Linked DNA regions of Mus musculus: all the other regions are linked to region 2. A link is a loop called in an ENCODE intact Hi-C map of the cell type or tissue named here. Cell type or tissue: heart. All regions are shown on one strand.

Evidence for each region. Peaks named below come from ENCODE experiments on the same cell type or tissue, not always from the same donor. Only the 100,000 strongest peaks of a DNase experiment are listed, where the experiment ranks them.
Region 1: a loop joins it to region 2, with 14 times the contacts of the local background. A loop is called at or near these places in 8 of 42 quality-filtered maps.
Region 3: a loop joins it to region 2, with 7 times the contacts of the local background. A loop is called at or near these places in 34 of 42 quality-filtered maps.

What each region holds. Positions count from the first base shown.
Region 1 is chr7:102,748,753-102,756,752 of GRCm38, forward strand. It overlaps Olfr78 (olfactory receptor 78), which reads right to left. Exons shown (of 4, transcript NM_130866.4): 2 at 3,513-4,381. It overlaps Olfr560 (olfactory receptor 560), which reads right to left and starts at 5,175. Exons shown (of 1, transcript NM_147113.2): 1 at 4,231-5,175. The coding sequence starts at 5,175. The coding sequence ends at 4,231. In heart, a CTCF peak has its summit at 3,530 (motif pointing left); no DNase peak of the experiment used is centred here.
Region 2 is chr7:102,509,204-102,517,203 of GRCm38, forward strand. It overlaps the pseudogene Gm8556. Among named protein-coding and RNA genes, the nearest start is that of Gm38627, 7.7 kb to the left of the region's middle. In heart, a CTCF peak has its summit at 4,070; a DNase peak (open chromatin) is centred at 4,018; H3K4me3 peaks cover 989 bases; H3K27ac peaks cover 748 bases; H3K27me3 peaks cover 3,736 bases.
Region 3 is chr7:102,632,269-102,640,268 of GRCm38, forward strand. Olfr554 (olfactory receptor 554) reads left to right here and starts at 7,980. Exons shown (of 1, transcript NM_146325.2): 1 at 7,980-8,000. The coding sequence starts at 7,980. In heart, a CTCF peak has its summit at 4,649 (motif pointing left); no DNase peak of the experiment used is centred here.

The sequences.
Region 1 (8,000 bases), 240 kb after region 2:
TCTAAATGAAATGACCAAATAATGGGGGGGGGAAGTCTCACCTGGACATAACTAATAAAACAATAAAAAGAAAAATATTCTTTAATGTTTTGATATTATAATATAATTACATAATTTCTACCTTCTTTCTCCAATCCCTTCCATATATGCATATATATATATATATATAAAACCTTCTTACTCTCAAATTTCTGACCTATTTTTCATTAATTGTTACAATATGCGTATGTATATGGTGTATAGGTATAGGTATAAGTATAAGTATAGGTATAGGATTATCTAAATATGTACATACATATGCACATTTATAAGTGTATGATGTATAGGAATAGGTATATGATGTATATATGTATGATGTATAGGTATAAGTATATGATGTATATGTATATTTGTATGTGTATATAATGTATATTCCTAAATGCATGAATCCAACCAGCTCAGACTATACTTTGTTACTTGCTATGAATGTTTTCAGGGCTGACCATTTGGTACTGGTTAACTAACAGGAGTGCTCTTCTCCAGTTTTAATACTGAATACTGTCATCTTTTGCTCTCAGCTCAAGTCACTCCTACTCTGCCTCATTGCTTTCCAAGTTCCACACCTTATGCAGTGAAGCAGGCAAAATCTAACATGGAAGCCCACATTCTTTGATCTCTCCATCTTTCCTTCTTGGATTTTTATGCAGCTATTTTGGACTTTTATTGTTGCTTCATTTTGAGTTATTACTGTATGAAGAGCATGATCCCTGAGGTTTAGAGAACAAAAGGGATGGAAATAAACAGAAATTGGTGTTTTTTTCCAAAATATAAATTATCCACACTAATGGCTCCATAACTAATTCTTTGCTTTTAACTCATCTTTATCAAGGAATATATCAAGGGAAGTTTTATGTTGGAAAGGAGAGAGAGATACAAGGCTGCACTAAGCCAAATGATCAGAGGGCATCTTGCACAGCATCCTTCAAAAAGAGAAGCTTCATGAATAAATGTCTTGGAAACTATGAGAAGGTTGCTGTGTTCTTGTGTGCCATCTAAATTCTTATACATCTTTAAAGATCTTATTTATTTATTTGTATATTAGTTCAACTGAGGTTGAAAGAAAGTATGGAACTAGGTGTGGTGGTGCACACACATGTGATCCCAGCTACTTATAAGGTTGAGGTAGTTCAGTGTTACCATGGGGAATTTTGTGAAACTCCTTCAAAACCAAATCAAATCAAAGGCATCAATCAATAAGAAAGGAGATATAAAGAAACAGGGAGCCAGACACTATTAATACAAGTTTACAAACAAGACAATAGTGGATGAGATTCAGCTTTTGGTCTTGAGAAGTGAATACAGAGCCCCTTGTGGAAAACACTGTTGAAACAGAATCTGAAGAGGATCATCATGAGAAATGAGTGCAAAGTGATGCTGTTGCATCCGGGTAGGGTTACAGGCAAATTGATGGGGTCAGGGATCCTCTAAATAAATCACCTGTCTTCTAAGTGGGAGGTGATGATAGTGAATGCTACCATAGGTAGAGATAACAGCTTGTACAAAAGCTTGAAGTGACAGAGAATACTTGGGATAGAAGAAATGTAAGGTTCTCATTGGGCTTGGAGTACTATGCAGAAGATAAAGAATTCTTAAGAGGATTCTTAAATGGAGGGGCTGGTGAGATGGCTCAGAGGTTAAGAGCACTTCCAGAGGTCATGAGTTCAATTACCAGCAACCACATGGTGGCTCATGACCATATAGGGGGATATGATGCCCTCTTCAGGCAGGCAGACATATGCAGCAGAGCACTCATAACATTATATAGCTGTCTCCTGAGAGGCTCTGCCAGTGCCTGGCAAATACAGAAGTGCATGCTCACAATCATCCATTGGACAGAGCACAAGGTCCCAATGAAGGAGCTAGAGAAAGTACTCAAGGAGTTGAAGGGGTTTGCAGCCCCCTAGGAAGAACATCAATATGAATTAACGAGTACCCCCAGAGCTCTTTGGAACTAAACCACCAATCAAAGAAAACATGTGGTGGAACTTGTGGGTCTAGCTGTATATGTAGCAGAGGATGGCCTAGTTGGTCATCAATGGGAGGAGAGGCCCTTGGTCCTGTGAAGGCTCTATGCACCAGTATAGGGGAATGCCAGGACCAGGAATGGGAGTGGGTGGGTTAGGGAGCAGGGGGAGGGGGAGGGGAAACTAGGAAAGGGAATAACATTTGAAATGTAAATAAAGAAAATATCTAATTTTTAAAAAGAGGTAAGTGGAGGCAGGACACAAATTCCTTATCCTCAAAAAGTCTTATCTTGGGATGAGAAAACAAAAACAAAACAACCCCCCCCTGCCTCCCATATATAATAGGTTAGGTTTTGAAAGTGCTAGGAATTGATACAAAGCAGGTAAGGATAGGGGTAGATACTGTCAGAAACTGAGGGAGCAATATTATTGTTATGATTATTATTCTTATAATATTAAGAGTCCTGCAGTAAGGTACACTTGAATAAGAACCTACATGAAAACAGGGTGTAAGATAATCAGTAGATCTCTGGGAGAAAAACATCACAGACAGAAAAGTGTTGAGTGTGAAATGAAATGCTGTGTAGTGTGCCTGATGATATAAGCAGATATTAGGATGCTAATGTAAATTTACTAGGGAGATTCAAAGGACATTGGGAAAGAGAATTGCAATAGTCGGGAGACTCTGAGCATATAAAGGACCTTACATGCTACTACAGTCACTGAAGTTTTCCTCTTGGGCACACAGGAACCAATAAAAGTGTGTTAACAGGAAGTGATACGATCTGCCACAGGTACTAGAATAATTACTCTATACATGAAAGAAGATTCTCCAGAAAGCTAGTCACAGATGACTTTGGGTTCAAGGTGATGGCTCACATCCTGATGGTAACAGTGGAAGCAATGTAAGTGGTTGGATTCTGGATTTGTTGATTGACAGTTAGATGTAGAACAGGAGTAAAAGCAAGGCATAAGAGGTACTACAAGTATTTCATCTCAGAAATTTGGGAAACAGAGTTTCTAGTTATGGAAGCCTATAGGTAAACACATATTTTTATTATGGGGCAATTAAGATTATCTAAGATGATTGAGACACTTGGATGTAAATATTGATACATATTGGATGATTGTTGATTATAAATGCTAATTTATGTTTGTTCAGTATTGATGGTATTTAATGTCGTAATACAATATGAAATGACCAGAAAAAGAAGTATGAAAAGAAGAAGAGTCTCGAGGACAAAGCTCTGGTATATTTCAACACATGGAAATCAAGACAAGCAATAATTAAGAGAAAGGATGATGCTCCCTCCTTCCTGAAGCTGTAGGTTGTAAAATCCCCAGTGCTGGGAGTAGGATACCTCTTTTATAGTTGTTGGTAAATGATGTCCCAGAGGCCTCAAAATAATGCAGGCTACTGTCACTCTCTCAGATGACCACCAAAACGTGATGGCAAGACCCTATTTCTCAAGATACCACATACTTTGGAGAAATAAAGCTGGAACTGACCTGGAAGCTCCCCCTGCTGGGTGGTTTTCATAGGACCAGAAGGTGCCATCCAGGCTGCTAGGGAACAAAAGTCACTGATCACCTTACCCAGCTGTGAGTACCACAAGCTGCAATAATGATAGAACTGGCAAAATATATTCATGGGTGAAATCATGGTAAAATGTTTTGAGGGTAAAACACCTGTTTTATGATGTGCTTTAAAGCTAACTTCACAGTACTTATTTATGTCTAATGTTGTAAATCTGACCAAGAACTCATGGTTGTGAAGATCACAGGCCCCAGGATTAAACTACTGCTATTATTTTGCCAAATGGACATAGTATCAAACTACCTTCTAAATACACATCTTTCTCTATAAGAAGCTATCAATCCTCATCAGAGAAGTTTCTTTGAACAGTAGATGGCAGAGCGTTAGAAAATGCTACCTACTTTTCTACAAAGGAATGATGTAATATGAAATTAATATGAAAATGTAACTGCTATGATGAGATAAGAATAAAAGGGCTATTGACAAAGTTAGAAAAGCACCAGCTTAGAAGAAATGGTGTGGAGGAAGAGGAACTCTAGGCATAAGGCTATATATTGCTTCTCACTTATATATCAGCGTCTCCTCATCTGTGAAGTAAAGGGGCTAAAGTAACTGACATTCAAGATGTAGTCTAGCCTTAATTGACAACATGGCCTGAAGCAGGCCGTTTAGCTCTAGGCTTTTATGATTCTATATTTCTTTAGATTGGAAAACTTTTATCACAGCTTTACGTATCTGTTTGGTCTTCACACTGTAGATGATGGGGTTCATGACAGGAGGAATCAGCAGGTAGGTATTAGCAATCATGGTATGTACATAGGGTGGAGCTCGTTTCCCAAATCTGTGAACAAAGGACAAACTGATCAATGGAATATAGAATATAGCTACAGCCCCGATATGGGAGATACACGTGCTGAAGGCTTTCTTCCTCTCTTCTGGGGAAGCAATGCTGAGGACAGTTCTGATGATCAGGATGTAGGAAAGGAGAATAAGGACTGAGTCCACACCAACAGTAGAGATCATGGCAGTCAATCCAACTGCATTGTTGATCCTGGTGTCTGTGCATGAGAGCTTCATGACATCGGGGTGGAAACAGTAGGAGTGGTGGAGCACACGGCTGCTGCAGAAGGTTAGTCTCTTAAGAAGTGCGACCATCGGTGTCAACATTACAGTCCCTCTGATGACAATTGTCACCCCAATTTGAGCTATTCTGGAATCAGTTAAAATAGTGGCATACCTAAGAGGGTTGGAGATGGCCACATAACGATCATAAGCCATAGCCAACAGCACTGAGGATTCCATGACAGTGAAGAGTTTAATGAAGAACATCTGTGACAAGCAGGCATTGAAGCTGATCTCCCTGGCGTTGAACCAGAATATCCCCAGCATGGTGGCCAGAGTGGAGATGGAGAGCCCGAGGTCAGTGGTGGATAGCATGGAGAGGAAGTAATACATGGGCTCGTGGAGGCTGGGCTGGGTGATAATGACAAAGAGAATCAGGCTGTTCCCTGACAGGGCAGTTGCATAGAGAAAGCAGAAGGGAATGGAGATCCAGGTGTGGAAAGCTTCCAGCCCGGGCACACCAGTGAGCAGGAAAATGATGGAAGAAGCTGTGGTGTTCTGGAAAGTTGGCATGCTAGATTAAAATTATAGAATAAAGCTAAAACAAAAAAGCTGCATTTCTTTTGTGTATTCTATTTATAAATAATCTTATCCAACATACATTTGACCAAATATGAGCATCTATACAACATACAAAAATAGAAATGACACCTTTAAATTGGTAAAAAAAATTTATGATTTCAACTACTGCAACTGTATTTTTTATTCTTGAAAGAACTGTCTCAGCCCACAACTTTTCGCCTCTGAGAGTTTTTGCTTCTAGCTGCCTATGTCTGTGATCTGGCCTTTCACTCCTCCAGCTGTGGATTACACAGGAACACTTGTGGAACACTAGTATCCACTTGATAAAACATGTTACCATATTCAACTATTTTTACTTTAAATTTTTGAATGACTAGTTCTTCACAACAGACTCTCTGCATGTTTTTGTGGAAATATACTGCTTGGGACAAATAATGAAATGTTTCTTTCTTGTTTTGCAGAGGAAAATAGATCTTCATTGAAAAAGATCACATTTCCCACTGAGTAGAAAATTTAGACTAGGCAGATAGGTATATGTAAATTTGAAATGGACGTTTGGATATAAACAGATTAAGGCTGTGTTTGGAGAGGGCTTAATGAGAAGTGGTCAGTGTGGGGTAGGTCCTTTGGTGGAAAAGAAAGGCACTAAATGACAGACAGCAAGCGTAGGATGTGAGGGGGCACAGAGGGATACCTAATTTATTCCAGAACACACACACACACACACACACACACACACACACACACACACACACACACACACACACACACACACTCACATGAAGTTCCACTGTAAGGGGCACCCTAGGGAACCTTATTAAACATAAATTAGGAAAATAATTGAAATTATTGTGCTATTAGAGAAAAAAGGTAAAAGTTATTTGTTGAGTATAGTTTGGGACTCTAACGTTTTCATTCGTGAGTGTCCTCAGGAGAATAATGACATTAATGTTAGAAATGTATGATCATCAAAATGAAAAGAATTAAGCATTGATATTGGTGTATTATATACTTCTAAACAGGTGCAAGAGGATATTCTAACTGCTGTAACTACCCCCAAATGATAACAAATTGAGGTGTTAGGTACACTAATTAACTTGATTTGATCATTCCAGAAGATATATGTTTAGGGAAACATCACATTGTATTTTATAAATATATACAATTGTAATTTGTGATTTAAAAGCAGTGGGGTGGGAGAGCATGCTTAGCAGTTAAGAGCGCTGATTGCTCTTCCAGTTCCTGATTTAAATTCCCAGCAACTACATGGTGGCTCACAACCATTTGTTATAGGATCTGATGCCCTCTTCTGGTATGTATAAAGACAGAAACACTGTACTCATAAAAACAAATTAATCTTTAAAAAAATGAAAAAAAGAAAGAAAGAAAGAAAGAAAGAAAGAAAGGAAAAGCATTGAATATTTTCCATGCGTTGTCTACATTGAGAAGAATGCTAACACTTTTCAAATGCCATAAGAAAGACCATTAAACAGCAATTATCTTGCAATGGATCTTCCCCGGATCTTGCCTCTCAGTCTCAGGGATATTTCTCAAGTAACAGTCATTTGCATGCTTCCATATTAGAAACTAAAGGATAACACAAAATCTTCTCTTGGAGTGTTCATAGTCAAGAGAGAGTCAAATATCAGTGGGGCTTTGGAATAACTCCAAAGTGTAGTTACATACCAGTGAACAATATTGGCTATGGAATGCAGTGTCATCATATATGTCTGGTAATTCTGGCCACCATGTCTTTTATTTCACCTATAATGCTTAAGTTGATTTTTGTCAATTAATGCTTTTGTCATTAAATTCTGAAAAGTTTTAAGAAGATGACTTTAGAAAGTCAAACTACTGAGTGAATAATTTCTCTTTTATCCTGATTTCTTAGTAACTCACTTAGCAATAATTTAATTTATTCATGCCCAGTTTTCTTTCCTCTTGATAATTTCTTCCTTTTCTTTCCTGATGAAAGAAGATAAACAAAGCAAAATGTACAGTACAGTTTGATCTGGCAGCAGAGAACTCAAGTTGCCTGCTTTGTCTCTGTCTCATCTGGGCTGTTTGTCACTCTTGGACAAGAATTTTTTATAATTTCTCTTCATAGATGCTAGACCAAGAGAGGACTTGCCATCCCTTTTCACAGCCAGGAATATTTTATAAGCTGTTGACCACCTATCATAAACATTTAGGTCAGTCAATAGTAGATGTATATATTGGGTGCTCACAGAGTTTTGTAAGTTACTAAGACATGAAGCAAGTCTGAGATGATTTTGTACCTGAGGTAGCCAAAGAAGTTGTCATAGATCATATACCCCACACTTGTAAGTACCAAAACATCTTCTGTAATATGAGCCCAGTGACTCTTATCAACAACAAAAATTGATCAGTTTTGAATATGAATGTCACATTAGATACTGTATAGGTACAGCAAGAACCTCAGGGTCATAGATGAAGAAATGGGCTACTAAGGTAGGGGATATCTAAGAGATAGGATATAGAAAGTACAGGGCCAAGTATCAGTGTTGTGTGTATGTGAATGGGTCTGGGTTAAGTGTTGAGAGAAATTAATTTTAGGAAATAGCAACAAAGAAGACGAGTTGTAACTAACTTTTGGTGGTTAGATATGAGTTACAGGAGTGAAAACAGGGTAAGTGTGCTCTGGACATAGATAACGTGAGAGGTAACAGTAGTAACAGATAACTATAAGAAAAACCAAGCAAAATGGGTCCTTAACGTGAGTCTCCTTTAGGTGAGGGAGAAGTGAGTGATTGAAAACATAAGAATCTTGAATTTCTTGGAAAGGATAATGTGGT
Region 2 (8,000 bases):
TCAATAAAAGTTTACCTTGGGCTCGGCCTATGACAGGTGTTTTATAGACACTGCCTTTACTCGCATAATTTTTTTGTAGTACATGTGCTTAAAAGCCCCCTTCCCATTTATAAACGGAGGTTCAGAGAAGCTAAACACGTATCTTATGTGCATTTACACAGGTAGCAGCAGAGTTAAGATTGAGCCCCAACTTGTCTCAGTCCAAAGCTACCATTCTCTACGAGGGGGCAGTTGCAGGAGGTGGGCAATCGGGGAGTGTCTGGGGCTTGGCTTATTTATCTGGACGTAGAGGTGAGAGTGTCTGCCTCGTGGATGAGTTGCAAGTATGTAAGATGTTTGCTTCTGAAACAGTGGCCATTTGTCACTGGCATCATCTCTACATCAGCCTCCCTCCCTCCTTCCCTCCTGTGGCTGCTGTGAGAAGGAAATGAGGCTCAGGTGGTGGGGGAGCACTTGTGACCTGCCCTGGGAGTGGAGGGACCATCATCCGGGTGGCAATGAGACCATGTTCCAGTGTTGTGGTGCTTGACCTTGTATGTGTCCCAAGACAGGATGGGGGACAAAGCCAGGGCATCTCTCACCAAGTTGAGGCCAGCCCGAGGCCTGAGGAGCCAGCAGTGCCCCAGATGGCCAGGCAGTAGCTGGGTCTTAGGCCAACCTCTGATGGCACACTGGGCTTGAGCAACCTAGAGAAACCTGGGCATCAATGGGGACTTAGTGTCCCTCGGGCTTGGGAAAAGTTTTATCTGCAGCAAAGAAAGTTGTGGGCCGCATGGGAAGAAGTTTCGAGGGCTCAAACTTTTCTCGCTCTGAGCTCGTTGCAGTGTCCCCGAGGCTGCCAAGTGATTTACCACTAATTAAGCCATAATGAACTGGACCTTGGTGTCTCCTTTAGTCTCCCCATGAGGACACAGACTCAGCAGGGCACCTGGGGCCCAATTACAGCAGCCTGGGCCTAATGCCTGGTCCAGCTGAGGCCTGCATCTCAGGGAGTCCCATCTGCCCCAGGTGCCCACTTTGCTTGCCTGGCCAAACTTTTAATGAGCAAAGTGGCTACTTCTCTTACTTGCCTGCCAGTTGCGCAGGCATGACCCTTGGGCCCTGCCTCCTCTCGGCTTAAAGAGATAGAGTGATTTTTAGTGTGTGAAAGATCTTAGTGGATCTATCAATCAACAGTGACCACATGTGACTCTGGTGCAGGCTCAGGCCTCTCAGACCATCATTCTTAGCAATAACAGTCACAGAGTTGACGTGAGGACCAGATGACATCACACACACTGAAGAGCTGGTTATTTAGCAGTGGTTGTTATTGTCCTTAGCCCTGCTGTGACCTTGACTCTGACCTTTCTTTGCTGCAGATAAACTGAACTAGAGCCAGCTCTGACCTGGGTGCTCATAATCACGGGTGTGGGCTTCCTGCCCTGCTGGCCATTGCACTCTCTGCTTCAAGCTGGGTTGACCTAGTGACTGTGCTGTTTTAAGGTCTCCTTTAGCCCAAGTGTCTCTTTTTATTCTCCCAATGTTCCCTAAGCCTCCAGAAAACCAAGGGCCCCGTCTGTAACCAGGTCCATCCCTCACTGCACAGATGGGAGGAGATACAGGAGAGGCAAGACTTGCATGGCTGCCCATCTCAGTGAAGCTAGGCAGGCATTCATCTGTGTACCCATTTGCAGCCTCCAAAGCGAAACCGGGCATACGTCCTTTCTCCATTATTTATTGGGTACATTCCCGTGCCTCTCTTTCTCCAAATAAGAAAATATTAGCATTCCTCTCAGATGCTAGTTTTATTAAATGAGTTAGGGTCCATGTGGAATGCTGGAACTGGGCCTTGGCATGGTGGGTTTTCAATAACCATATTTCCAGTTGCTAGGATCCAGCCACTGATCCACCAGGCATCAAGTGAAATCCTACTGTGTGCCAATGTTGGTGGTACTAGGCCCTGCAGATACAGCAGTGAACAGGCTGGCCCTTGGAGGTATTTTTTACTGGAGGATTCAGATACACAGGGCCATTATTTCAGGATCAAGGGTGTGGCAAGCTGAGGTGGGGTACTCCCTTAGCAGAGGAGCCTCAAGCCCCCTGTAGAGAGATGGGGTGGAGACAGTCAGGGAAGAGTTCCCAGAGTGAAGTATGAAAGGTGTGAAACAGGGTTTACTGAGTTCTCACAATGATGACCTCAGTCCACCTCAGGTCCCATAAGGTAGCAGAGGTTGCTTAGATTCTCCTCAGTGCAACTGATGGCCAAATTAGCTGCCTAAAGTCAACCAGACTGTAAACAGTGGTGCCAGAATCCAACAAGGAGTTGTTTAAACTCAAATCTTGTGCCCATTTCTTCACCTACGGGGGTGTCTGTGATGGTGGTTTTGACGGACAGGTAGAAGGGGGAGGCCCTTGAAGGAGAAGAGACCCTCTCACAGAAAACTAGCTTTCATGAGGACTCAGCCCTGAGATGAGGACCCTAACCCTGCAAGTACGGTGGAGGGGCAGCATGGAGGCTGTCCTAAGTACCAGCACAGGCCTGGCCACACCATGCCTGAGTCCCGGTCCACTCACTAGCGTGACTATGACCTAGAGAAAGTGATGTCATGGCTCTGCACATCAGTTTCATTCTGCAAAATGGGAGAATGACAGTAGCAGGCAAGTGTGGCAATGCCCCCAGCCCTCAGCCCGGAAGCTTTTCGTTACCACCCATAGCATTCTCAGCTCTGAATTTTTCTCTCTCCCCCCAAGTTATCCAGGGAGTTTTAAGGGGTAGATTGGCACATGCGATGGTGCTTAGTGCACAGGAAAATGGCCAGAAAATGTTGTCATTATGAACATTTGAGACGTATCCCAAAGTATACTCCGTCAGACAGTGCCACAGGATGCTAGTGTATGTTGAAAGAGGAAGTTCTGCTATGGTAAGCATCAAAACCCAGACTTAAACCAAGAGAAACATCTGTCCCCCTCGGAAAGACTCCAACTGATTAAAAGAAATTGTCAGCTACTACTCCCCAAAGCTGAGGAGGGTAGCTTAAGTAAGTGGTTCTCAACTTGCAGGGCCATGGAGCTTTTTCCTGTGTAGTGCGTGCGTGCGTGCGTGCGTGCGTATATGTGTGTGTGTGTGTGTGTGTGTGTGTGTGTGTCCTGGAAGATACTTAGGAAAAATGCAAGGCTCTCTTCACCTTAAAAAAAATTGAGGCAGGGTCTCACATAGCCCAGGCTAGCCTCTACTGTAACTGATTACGTAGTGGAGGATGGTCTTTAACCGAGCCAAGCTCGGAGAGCTTTTGTTTTGCCTCAATCGGTCTCTGGGTCTCAGGGTCACCATGTGGGCTTAGGTCTCAGTTTCCTTCTCTGAAATGCGAACAACTGTGTATGTACAACAGGGCCTATCGCAGTGTTGTTAGGACTGAGGAAATTAATGTAAGTAGTTTCACAGTTCCTGGCACACAGACTGTAAATGTGAGCCTTTCACTCTCTTCTGGGGACAAGTCATGATTGATCCTCATTCTGATGTGTGGCTCTTGCCCAGAAGTTAGTAGGTGACCCCCAGCGCTGTCAGTTTGGAGAATAAGTTGAACACACCCCAGGATGAGATATAATGATTACTCTCTCTCCTTTTTCCGCCTGACCACTGGTCACTGGGGAGAGATTACTGGGCCAGGGTCTAGGGTTCAGTGGTCAAGGCTTTTGAATGGACCGGGAGGGGTGGATCTGGAGATCGGGCCAGCAAAACACCGGAAACCCTAGATTCGGTCTCCCTGGCCACTCGTTGGTGTGGCTGTGGCGACCTCGGCTTCCGTGGGTGGCACTGGGAGCTTGCTTGCAGGCGGCCACGGCAGGCTTGCGCCAGGTTGCCAAAGCCGGGCCTCCGCGGCGCTCCGCTGGGGCTCGTTAGCGCCGCGGGCTGGCTGTCGCCACAGCGGCCCGCGGGAGCCTGGCGATCTCGTAAACATTAAGTCCCCATGCTCTGACGAGGCCCGTGGGAAGCGGCGGGGTTGAGGGCGGCCGAAGGCTGTGAGCTGGGAGCGCGGTGCCTGGTGGCTCTGTCACCAGGACCCGGGCGCCCGAGGCTTGTGCGTGCCGCCGCGTGGGGGCGCCCGAGTCCACGGAACGAGCCTGTAGGGTGAGCGCGAAACTGGAAGACACCCGTGCGCTCAGTTTCCTCCACGACCAAACATCGTTCCCGATTCTTCTCTCTAAGCTTTTAAAATAAACTCGATAAACTTGGAACCAGGCGGGGGCTGATGGAGCAGTAGGGAAAGCTGATGTTGGGTGAACATGCCCGGGCACCTCACTTTTTCAGCTTTATTTATTACTTGGCAGCAGGCTGTGTTTCTCAATGCTCAGCTGTGTTCTAGCTTAAATCCAGTTAATCTTTCTCTTCTCCTTACCAAGGGAAAATTAAAATTAGGATGTCAAAAGATCACATATTAGGGTGTGGAGGCACGTGCTTGCAATGCAGAGGTGGAGGTAGATCAGAAGTTCAAAGTCAACCCTGACTACACAGCAAGTTTGATACTAGCCTGGGATACAGGAGATCTGGCATCAATAAACAAGCAAAACCAAACCAAAACCAACCAACTAAACGACCCCCACCGCTGACAAAACAACAACCAAATCAACAAGAAACAAAAGCCCAACCTCTACACCCCTTCTCCCCCCTTCCCTCCTCCAGTCTTTAAACCTGTATTTGGCATTGTTAGCCCCATCAGAGAACCCAGGCCTACTTGGGATGGCCATGACTCTGAAAAGGGGCTAAATTCTCTGGAACTCACTTGCTAGGATCAACACTCATAGGGTAGTGCTTCCTGTGTCTTTCTGTTCTCTACAGTGCAGGGTGTGGATCTACCGCAGAGCTGTCCCTCTCCCCCCAGTTCGGTGTCTTTGTCCCTTCGGACTAGAAAGCAATAGTGCTACAAGCTAATCTCAGACCTGAAGTCCACCACGCAGGGATTTCAATGTCTGTGCTTCTGTCAGACTGGGTTGGGGAGGGATAATGTCTGTCTGAGGATAGCACCTCGTCTGCTCTGCTGGCCACGACAAACCCAGTGGCTCACTATCATTCATCTCTCACAGTTTTGGAGGCTGAGTATTTCAAGACTCGGGTGCTGGCAGATTAAATGCCTGGTGAGCGCCCTATTCTGAGTTTGCAGAAAAAGAGGAAGTTACTGGTCTGTGGGAACAGTAGAAGTGAGACTCAGGCATTTATTGTGGAGCTGGGCAAGGCTCCTTTCCTGAGCCACCAGCTCCAGTTGCCTGACTTCAGTTTACTGGAGGCAGGTATCAGGCTGCTCACAGATCAAGGGCAGTAAGCCTTTATTGATCTGGAGGTGGGGTAGAATAATGCTTGCTAATTTCCCATTGCTCATGGGCACAGTGGAGGTGCTTTCCTTCCTGGGTACAATCTGGCCTGAGGGTTTGCAGGCTTACAGTTCCAACTGAAACCAGAACTGCTGAGCAGTTCATTGCCATGTACAGGGATAGTAGCCTCAGGTTTGGTATGGGCCATATGATCAAACTGTATGTCCTTCAGTTGCCAATAAACACATACGAAGCTCGAAACAGCAAACAGATTAAGATAACTCTAAATTACAATTTTGGAAAAAAGTTTTCTTTCGGTTTTTCAAGACAGGGTTTCTCTGTGTAGCCCTGGCTGTCCTGGAATTCAATTTGTAGACCAGGCTGGTCTTGAACACAGAGATTCACCTGCCTCTGACTCCTTCCTGAGTGCTGGAATTAAATGTGTGTGCTAGCATTCTCATCTGGGAAAATAAACATTTTAAGTGATCGACATGTCTACATGCAGAGTTGAGCAGGGTCTGACTCACAAGTGTTAAGAGAGTACAGGGACAGACACAGTATAAAGACAGAAGTGGCCAGCTTTTATCTGCCTCAGTTATCCATCAGATGCCTACCGGCTGCAGTGAAGGGTCAGAGAAACCGGGAAACTGTTACAGACCCCTCACTGAGGTCTTATCTATAGTTCAGCTGTCGCTTTCCGGAATCAGGGTTAATTAAGAGCAGATGTGATTTTGCTCTGACAGAGTGTCTGACATCAGAGTTGATTTGGATGATTTACAAAGGACATTTCACCGGATGCGGTTTTCTCCCGTTCACACTTTTCTTTTGTCCTTTGTGTAGCCATTTTGAGCCTGATTAGTTTTAGCTCGATCTGGACATAGGGCTTGGCAATCTGGCCCTGTAACCTTGTCTTTTATTTAAAAAACCAAGAGTTTAATCCAGTGAAAGTTAAGGGTCCTGAGTTCTTTGCCCTTTGGTGTTCCTACCTATGGGAGCAGGGTAGGGAACCTTTGCTGCTATGCAAAGCCCTCTTTCCATTCATTACCTTTGTTTCTTCAAAATACTGTTATTTTTCTGAGCTGTTTCCAATTTCCTTTTGAATGTGCTGGCCAGCCTCAGGGTGTGGGATGCTGATTTACAGAGGAACTTGACTCTGTATTTTTAATGTATCTCTGTCATCCTCAGATCACTCTTACCTGTGCCTGTGGCAACTCTCTCCTCCACTGTGCACTGTGTGTGTCATCTGTGTGGTACAAGCACAACTTGCTTGACAATGGGGCTGTATGTCAAGACATTTCTCTTTAAGGCGGTTTCACTGCTGTGTGAATATTGCAGTGTACTTACGGAAGCTTAGGTGGTTGGTATAGTCGGGTATACCCCAGCTGTATCTCTTACTGCTCCAAGGCCATGCTGAGCAGAGTGTGGTATGAAGTCAAGCACTGGAGAATCCCAGATGCAACCCAGAGTTATGCTAAAGCATAACTGTAGGTGTGATGCTGAGTACTGCTTAAATTAGTTTCTTCTATCAGGAGTTCCCTGAAATTAATGTAAGATTACTGGGGTCAGAGCACGTCTGAACTCCAGGGCTTCTATGGAATCTTGGATAGGAGGCGGAGGCAGGACAGTTTCTGAAGGCTTCTGTGCTGGCTAGTCCATTGATAGCCAAGGTTGTCCTTGACCTTCACACAAGGCTGTGGCCACACCTTGACCTCCACCCATACTGTAGCCACGCGTGACTACATACACATGTTTAAAAGTATATTGTATTTAATACATAAGCCTCCTTTGCTATACCTGGCACAACTCTCTATACCACTTCCATGACCTGAGTCCTGCTGGGCTGTGGGTGCCTCTGCACTCTGGAAGCTGGCACGCTGAGGTCCCTGTTTCCCTTGGCCAGTTCCTGCCACAGCTAATTTCCCTGTGGCCTGTCTTGGCACAGAGCCTTCCCTGGCAGAGCAGGCTTGTGTGAGGAGAGACCGTGTGCCTCTATTCCTGGCACTCCTCCAGGACCCTTCCTGGTGGCGCACTACCTGGGTATTATGAGTATGCAGTCCTTCCTGCATGTGACTGCATGTGTTAGGCCTTTATCCAACTGACAGCTCAGTTTCATTAGCTCAGGATCTCGTATGAGTAGTGGGCTGTACTCCTTATCATAGGATGCACTCGGCAGCAGGACTGTTGGTTCCTATAATCTTATGGGACCACTGTTGTGTGTGTGGTCTGGTGTTGAATGAAATGTTGCTATATAGCACATGGCTGTGTGCTGATGATCACCCCTGGACAGAGGGACGAGCCGGAAGCAGGGGGAATTCCATTCTTGCCACTTGGTCTTTCAAGTGGCCAAATTGGCAGGCCTATTACCTTTCTCATTTCCTGCAGAGAGGGTTGTGAGTGCCAAACCTAGCTCCCAGGGGGCTCCCAAGGCTTCCACGCACTTCTCTCACAGGTGGCCCATGAGGAGAGCAGCAAACTGCTCCCTTCTTGCATTTCCACCTCTCTGCCTGGCACAAGCTCTCCACACCGCTCCTGGGAGCTGAGTCCTGTTGGGACCGTGGCTGCCTCTACACTCTGGCAGCTGGCAGGCTGAGGTCCCTGCTTCCATTGATCAGTTCCTGCCACAGCTAATATCTCTGCGGCTTGTTCTGGCTCTGTGCCTTCTCTGGCAGAGCAGGCAACACATGAAAAGACTGTTTTGGGAAGGCTGGCTTCCA
Region 3 (8,000 bases), 120 kb after region 2:
CCTGAGTGAGGTAACCCAATCACAAAAAACTCAAATGAAATGTACTCACTGATAAGTGGATATTAGCCCAGAAACTTAGTATAGCGAGATATAAGGTACAATATGCAAAACACATGAAACTGAAGAAGAATGAAGACCAAAGTGTGGACACTTTGCTCCTTCTTAGAATTGGAAACAATCACCCATGGAAGGAGTTACAGAGACAAATTTTGGAGCTTAGACAAAAGGATGGACTGCCATATCCAGGGATCCATCCCATAATTAGCCTCCAAACGATGACACCATTGCATACACTAGCAAGCCTTTGTTGCAAGGACCGTGATATAGCTGTCTCTTGTGAGACTAGGCCGGGGCCTAGCAAACACAGAAGTGGATGCTCACAGTCAACTATTGGATGGATCACAGGGCCCCCAGTGGAGGAACTAGAGAAAGTATCCAAGGAGTTAAAGAGATATTCAACCCTATCGGTGGAACAACATTATGAACTAACCAGTACCCCAGAGCTCTTGACTCTAGCTGCATATGTATCAAAAGATGGCCTATCGGCCATCACTGGAAAGAGAGGCCCATTGGTCAGGCAAACTTTATATGCCCCAGTACAGGGGAACGCCAGGGCCAAAAAATGGGAATGGGTATGTAAGGGAACGGGGTGGGGGTAGCGTGTGGGGGACTTTTGGGATAGCATTGGAAATGTATTTGAGGAAAATACATAATAAAAAAAAGTATTGGAGATCAAACTCCTGGTCTCTTTTTCATTAAATGTTCTTGTTGTATACTTATATTTCAAAGGTATTAGATCTCCAAGATCATCACTAAACCAAAGTGGGAAGTAATGTCTATACTTAGTAGGTTGAATCTAGTAATCCATATATATTCTGTATACTTCTTTCGGTATATCCCACAACTTAAATATATACATTTTACTTATGAATGACACATCAAGAAAGATGGAGAGGAAGTACTAAGTCATATGTACACATCCATAAAGAAAAATAATTATCATGCAGAAACTTAAGTAGGCAATAATGTCATGAGTACTGTTGAAAAAAAGTATTGGAGAGATCAGGAATTCAAGGCCCATACCTAAACACAATAAACGCGATATACAGCAAACCAACAGTCAACATCAAATTAAATGGAGAGATACTTGAAGCAATCCCACTAAAATCAGGGACAAGACAAGGAGGCCCACTCTCCCTATATCTATTCAACCTAGTACTCGAATTTCCAGTGAGAGCTATAAGACAACAAAAGGAGATCAATGGAATAGAAATTGGCAAAGAAGTTGAGGTATCACTATTTGCAGATGATATGATAATATACATAAGCAACCCCAAAAATTCTACCAGAGAATTTCTACAGCTGATAAACAACTCCAGCAAAGTAGCTGGATATAAAATTAACTCAAATAAATCAGTAGTTTTACTTTATTCAAATGATAAACAGGCTGAGAAATAAATTAGGGAAATAATGCCTTTCACAATAATCACAAATAGTACAAAATTTCTTGGGGTAACTCTAACCAAACAAATGAAACATCTGTATGACAATAACTTCAAGTTTCCCAAGAAAGAAATCAAAGAAAACCTTGGAAAATGAAGATATCTCCTATGCTCATGGTCTGACAGAATTAACATAGTAAAAATGGCCATCCTACCAAAAGCTATCTACAGATTCAAAGCAATCCCCATAAAAATTCTTCACAGAGATAGAAAGAGCAATTCTCAAATCCATCTGGAAAAACAAAAAACCCAGAATAGTAAAAACAATTCTTAACGATAAAAGAACTTCTGGGTGAATCATTATCCCTGACCTCAAGTGATACTACAGAGCAATAGTGATAAAAACGGCTTGGTATTGGTACACAGACAGACAAGTTGATCAATGGAATAGAATTGAAGACCCAGAAATAGAACTGCACACTTATGCACATTTGATCTTTGACAAAGAAGCCAAAATTATACAATGGATAAAAAAGATAGCATCTTCAATAAATGGTACTGGTCTAACTGGCAGTTTACATGCAGAAAAATGAAAATAGATCCATATTTGTCATCTTACACTAAGCTCAAGTCCAAGTGGATCAAGGAACTCCACATAAAACCAGACACAGTGAATCTAACAGAAGATAAAGTGGGAAAGAGCCTCAAACTCATTGGCCCGGGGGTGGGGAGTATTTCCTAAACAGAACTCCAATGGCTCAGGCTATAAGATCAAGAATTGACATATAGGACCTCATGAAACTGAATAGCTTCTGTAAGGCAAAGTCATAGTCAGTAGACAAATAGGCATCCTACAGATTGGGAAAAAACCCTTCACTAACTGCCCCCCCATCTGATAGAAGGCTAATATCCAAAATATATAAAAAACTCAAGAAGCTAACTCCCCAAAAGCCAAACAATCCAATAAAAAATGGGGTATAGAACTAAACAGATAATGCACAGCAGAGGAATCTCAAATGTTCAAGAAACACTTTAAGAAATGCTCAAAGTCCTTAGTGATCAGGGAAATGGAAATCAAAATGACCCTGATATTCTACCTTACAGTAATCACAATGGCTAAGATAAAAAACTAAGGTGACAGCAGCATATGTTGGTGTGGATGTGGAGAAAGAAGAACACTTCTCCATTGCTGGTGGGATTGAAAACTGGTACAAGCACTCTGGAAAACAACCTGGAGATTCCTTAGATAATTTGAAATAAATCTACTTGAAGGCCCAGCTATACCACTCTTAGGCATATACCCCAAAAATGCCCCACCATGTCACAGGGGCACGTGTTCCACTATGTTCATAGTGGCCTTGTTTGTGATATCCAGAAGCTGGAAAAAACCCAGTTGTCCCACAACAGAATAATGGATATAGACGATGTGGTTCATTTACACAATGGAATACTACTCAGCTATTAAGAATGAGGACATCATGTGTTTAGCAGGCAAATTAATGGTACTAGAAAATATCATCCTGTGTGAGGTAACTGAGACCCAAAAGGACATGCATGGTATATACTCACTAATCAGAGGATATTAGCTAAAGCCAAAGGCCCAAGTGAGGGTGCCTCAATCCCACTTGGGAGGGAGAAGAAAGCAATCACAGGGGGTGGGCAGTAGGAGGGAGAGTCCTAGGTAGGAGAGGGGACAGGGAGGGGAAAAGGGGAACATAATCAGGTATTGGGGGGGGGGGACAGAACTGAAGCCCTTAGGACCAGCAGAAAGAATGGAAACAGGCATCCAGGGAAGGTGGGAGGTGGGAGGACCCTCCAGAATGTACCAGAGACTTGGGAGGTGAGAGACTCAGGACTTAAAGGGAGGGACCTTAAATGAAATGCTCTACAGTGGGGAGAGGGAATTTGTAGTCTTCCTCCAGTAGAAAGACAGAACATCAAGTGGAGGCATGAGGTTGCCATCCCACAGTAAAAAACTCTAACTCTGAATTGTTCCTGTTTAAAAGAACTACAGAGACAAAAATGGAGAAGAGCCCGAGGGAAAGGAGGTCCAGTGACAGGCCCATATTGGGATCCAGCTCAAGGTGAGACCCCAATGCCTGACACTATTACTGATGCTATGGTATGCTTACAAACAGGAGCCTAGCATGGCTGCCCTCCGAGAGGCTCAACAAGCAGCTGAAAGAGTCAGATGCAGATATTTACACCCATACAATGGACAGAAGCTGGTGACCCCTGTGGTTGAATTAGAGAAAAGTTGGAAGAAGCTGAGGAGGAGGGTGACCCCTTAGGAAGACCAACAGTCTCAACTAACCTGGACTCCCGAGATCTCCCAGACACTGAGACATCAACCAGGCAGCATAGACTAGCTGATATGAGGCCCCTGACACATATACAGCAGAGGACTGTCTGGTGTCGCCTCAGTGAGAGAAGATGCACCTAACCATTGAGAGACTTGAGGCCCCAGGGTGTGGAGAGGTCTGGTGGGGTGAGGGTTAGAACATCCTCTTGGAGACAGGGTTGGGGGAGGTAGTATGGGATGAGGAACGGTCAGAGGGCAGATCATGACGGGCATAATGACAGGACTGAAAAAACAGGTTAAATATAATAATAATAATAATAATAATAATAATAACAACAATAATGATAGTAATAAGATCACTATATAGGTGACAAATAAAAACATTTAATGATGTCACATTTCTCTTTTTAAAAAAGTGCCCATATATCATTTAATCATTAAATGCATTTTGTATCTTCTCATTTTTATGTCTTTGAAAATCTTATGTAATGTATTTTGACTGTAGACACCTTACCCCATTATTCCTGCCTTCCTTGACCACTCAACTTTGTGTCTTATTTTAAAACAAACAAACAAACAACAGACAATCAAGTAAAGTTTGTTCTGCCCATTTTTCTTGGATTTGTGGCTTTCTTTGGATGGTGGCTTATTGCAGGAAGAGCTCTGCCTTTAAGGACAGAGACTTTGTCTCTCAACAGTTGTCAACCGCTAACAGCTCCTGAGCTAGGGGAGGGATTTTGTGTTTACTTCCCTTTCCTCACTGTGATTTTATGTGGCTCAAGCTTGCACAGGTCTTGTGCTGCTGTGAACTCCTAGGGGCAACTGCCCTGCTATGTGCAGAAAACGCTTATTAGAGCACCCAGTTGTTCCTGTTATCCTCTTGTTTTCAGGTTTGGCGCCCTCTACTGGAAAGGGTTAGAATGATGGATTTGCTTCTGATTCCTAGGCTGAATGTAGGCAAATTATATATAATATGTGTATTTTATATATATACTTAAGACCATTTTGTGGAGGAAAAGTGATACCTTTAACATAGTTCTTCACATATGATGTACACCTTTCTCTGTTAATTGGGAAGATGAAAAGGTTTTGAGTTAGTACATTCCAATTATTATTGTCTTAAAAACGTCTTGAATACAATGCAAAATTATTTAGTTATAAAAGGCTCTTCTGATGAACTAACTTTACTAATGGTAGAGTTCATGTGTCTGAGGTCAGAATGACGAACCAAGACTCAGAAGCTACATAAGAACTTGTGTGGAATAATGTTCCCATTTCTTTACTTGGCTGAATATATCCATGCATAGAGACTCAAAAAAGAACACATATACTTGGGCAATTTTATGCAGAGTGTGAAGTTTGAGGTTGGAGTGAAGCAGGTTGCAAGCTTCCCACCTTCTTTTGGGGGCTCTGTAGCTGCAGGGTGCCATGGAGAGTGGAGGAGACTGAGTCCTCTCTGTAATGACTTTATTGCATCATCCTCTTTCCTAACTTACTGGATTCTGATCTGAAGGAGGAAGGCAGCGTCTGCTGGGATCTTGAGAGCTAACAGCTCCTAAAGAATCTTGTTGATGGGGATAATGCTATTTAAGTATTTCACTGACTTATATACAAGAACCTAAGTTACAAAACTATACAAGGATGTAAATATTCCAATTTCTTCTTGAAGACAGAGTTGGAACTGTTTGAGGTCACACAGATTCAAACATCTGGAGCTTTGGAGACATTTGCCCAATGCTTTACAACATGATGCTTCATAACCCATAAGCACCCCACTGCTTCCTTAGGTTGGCTATACTAGTTTGTGAGGAATGGCATGTTTTGTAGTCTTAGTGCATATAAGTGAGCATGGAGTGGAGTAGCTCCTTTATGATTATACATGATCCTTCCTATTTAATGTAAACTAGACATGGGAAAAAAGGTCTCTGTCTATTTTTTTTGTGGTATTGTCTTTTGATATACCTTAGTGTTAATTCAGGATTCTACCACCCTTCCCCCAATACTGTAAAGGGATAAAACTCAGGTTTTACAGCCTTCATAAATATGGACCTCCAATCGCTTCTGAGTCCAAGAAGACTCACCTATACTTTGGGAAGACTTTTTGATTTCTGCATATTGTCCCCAGAATATATCTGCCAGCTGCAGGGAGGCCAGGACAGGGGGACAAGAGCAGGTCTTCTATTTAAGAAACTATGACTTAGAAGGTGTGACCTTCCCTTTCTCACTTTGGAGCAGCCATGGCACACTGAGGTGCCTGTGATTTCAGGCAGATTCTCTGTCCATCCTCTTGGGACAGATGTGGGTGTTATCCTTCTGCACTGGACCCTGAGACACTCTACCACTCTCTGGTGGAATTCCCGAGACTCTTGCACAGAGTGTTTATAAGTTCAATGTCTCTGAAGCAGGTGTAGAGTTCTGGGCTCTTTTGACATGATCCAGTCTTGGGAAAGCATCTTATGAAGAGGAAACAAGAAAAAGAGCAGGGACCACTAGGAAGACTTCTAGCTGATGAGGATGAGGATAACTGGGATTCCTGAGCATCCAACTCTACATCATGCCCCTATTAAAAAGGTAGGGGCCTCATAGACTGCACATAAGGTGCTTGGAAATCTTTTTATCACACCAATGCAAACACAATACTTACCTTTTAAACATCTTTACAGTGTTTTAAATAGAAATAGCACACTATTCTCATGCAACCAAGCTATGCACTGTGCTACTGAGGAATTTATAGTAGAGAATGAGACAGAAAAAAAAAAGCTGTTGGCCTTCTGGCACTTGCATTGTATTTGGAGAAACATTCACATCAGCAAATCAGAGAATTTTGCATTGCAGAAGACACTTAATTAAGGGTTAAAGCAGGCTTTCTTAAGGTGATAATTAGGCCACAGCAGGGGGATTGCAAAAAGATAGGACTGTCTCAATGCCAGGAAATAGCATGAATAATCTTCAGAGGTAAAAGAACATGAAGAGTTGACAAATATCCACTCACATTGGAAGGTAGTAGGCAAAGTGGTGAGGAACAGCAAGACCAGGACTGGTAATGGGGATGTATCTGGATAGGGGTCTGAGGCAGGAGACTGTCTTAATGTGAATACTCACCTCTTACCATCTCTTTGAGGCACTTTTGCAGTCTCCTTGCATGTTTAGGGTACACAGCTTGCTTCTGACCAGGGGGTATAAGGAGATATTTAGTGCTAGGATCCCAGAGAGAAGGTTGGCTCCATCTACTCTAATGTAGCTCTCCAGTCCTGAGTAACCGTTTCACTGCCATCAGTGTTTAGAGATGGCCTGAAGAGATGAAATGGAGGTGGAATATTCAGCATGAAGAGGAAGAAAGAAGGCTGGGAAGGAAGTGTACTTCACAGCTGGTCTCTTAAGTCACTGTGCAGAGTCAGGGAGGGCCATAGATAGGGTGAGTCTGTCTCAGCTCTCTTACCCTATGGCCTGGGTATTCTCTATTTGCCCCACCAGGTCTCAGCACGGTGCATTTAGAAAGTGAACACTTGTGGAGATTCTCCTGTTTCTGGCTGGACCTTGTCAACATGAGGAACCAGCAGGAGATAGAAGAGTAATAAGGAAAACCAGAGACTTGCTCTCAAATTCTCTTCCTACCAGGCATGTTTGGATAATGTCCTTTACTTCTATACAAAGTCCCAGATCTTGAAAAGTGGCCCCTCCTGTGTTCTGCTAACTACACCTGGGTTATGAAACCATGCTCACGGTTCATCCTGATACTTCATGATCCCATCAATGCACCTCTGTAGAAGGTCCCTTCCTTGTCTCCATGAGCATGCTGGGTATTCTATTGTGGGTATCAGATAAGATCCTATCAGTACACAGTCTTTACCAGTGTTGACAAGCAGACTGCTTCCTTAGTGGGACATTAGAAGATCATTCTAATATGATCCGCATATACTGAATGAATTAATATTTACCTCAGGGCGATTTATTTATTGATGTAAAATATCACTCATTAAGGATCATACTATCAGAATTCATCCATTCATTTAAACATATATTTTTTTATTTTGCTTGTTAAGTTTATGTTGATATTATAGTGTAACATGAAATTCCATGTGTATGAAATTTCATGATTTCTTCTAAATGTTGTGTAGCACTGTATATTCAATGATGTTTATTATATGGCCCAAGAATACTGTTTTTTTTTTCTTTCTAGGGAAAAATGTCTTGCTACATTTGGGGACACAAATGAGAATTATTTATATACAACAATGTCCACTTTTCATAATGTA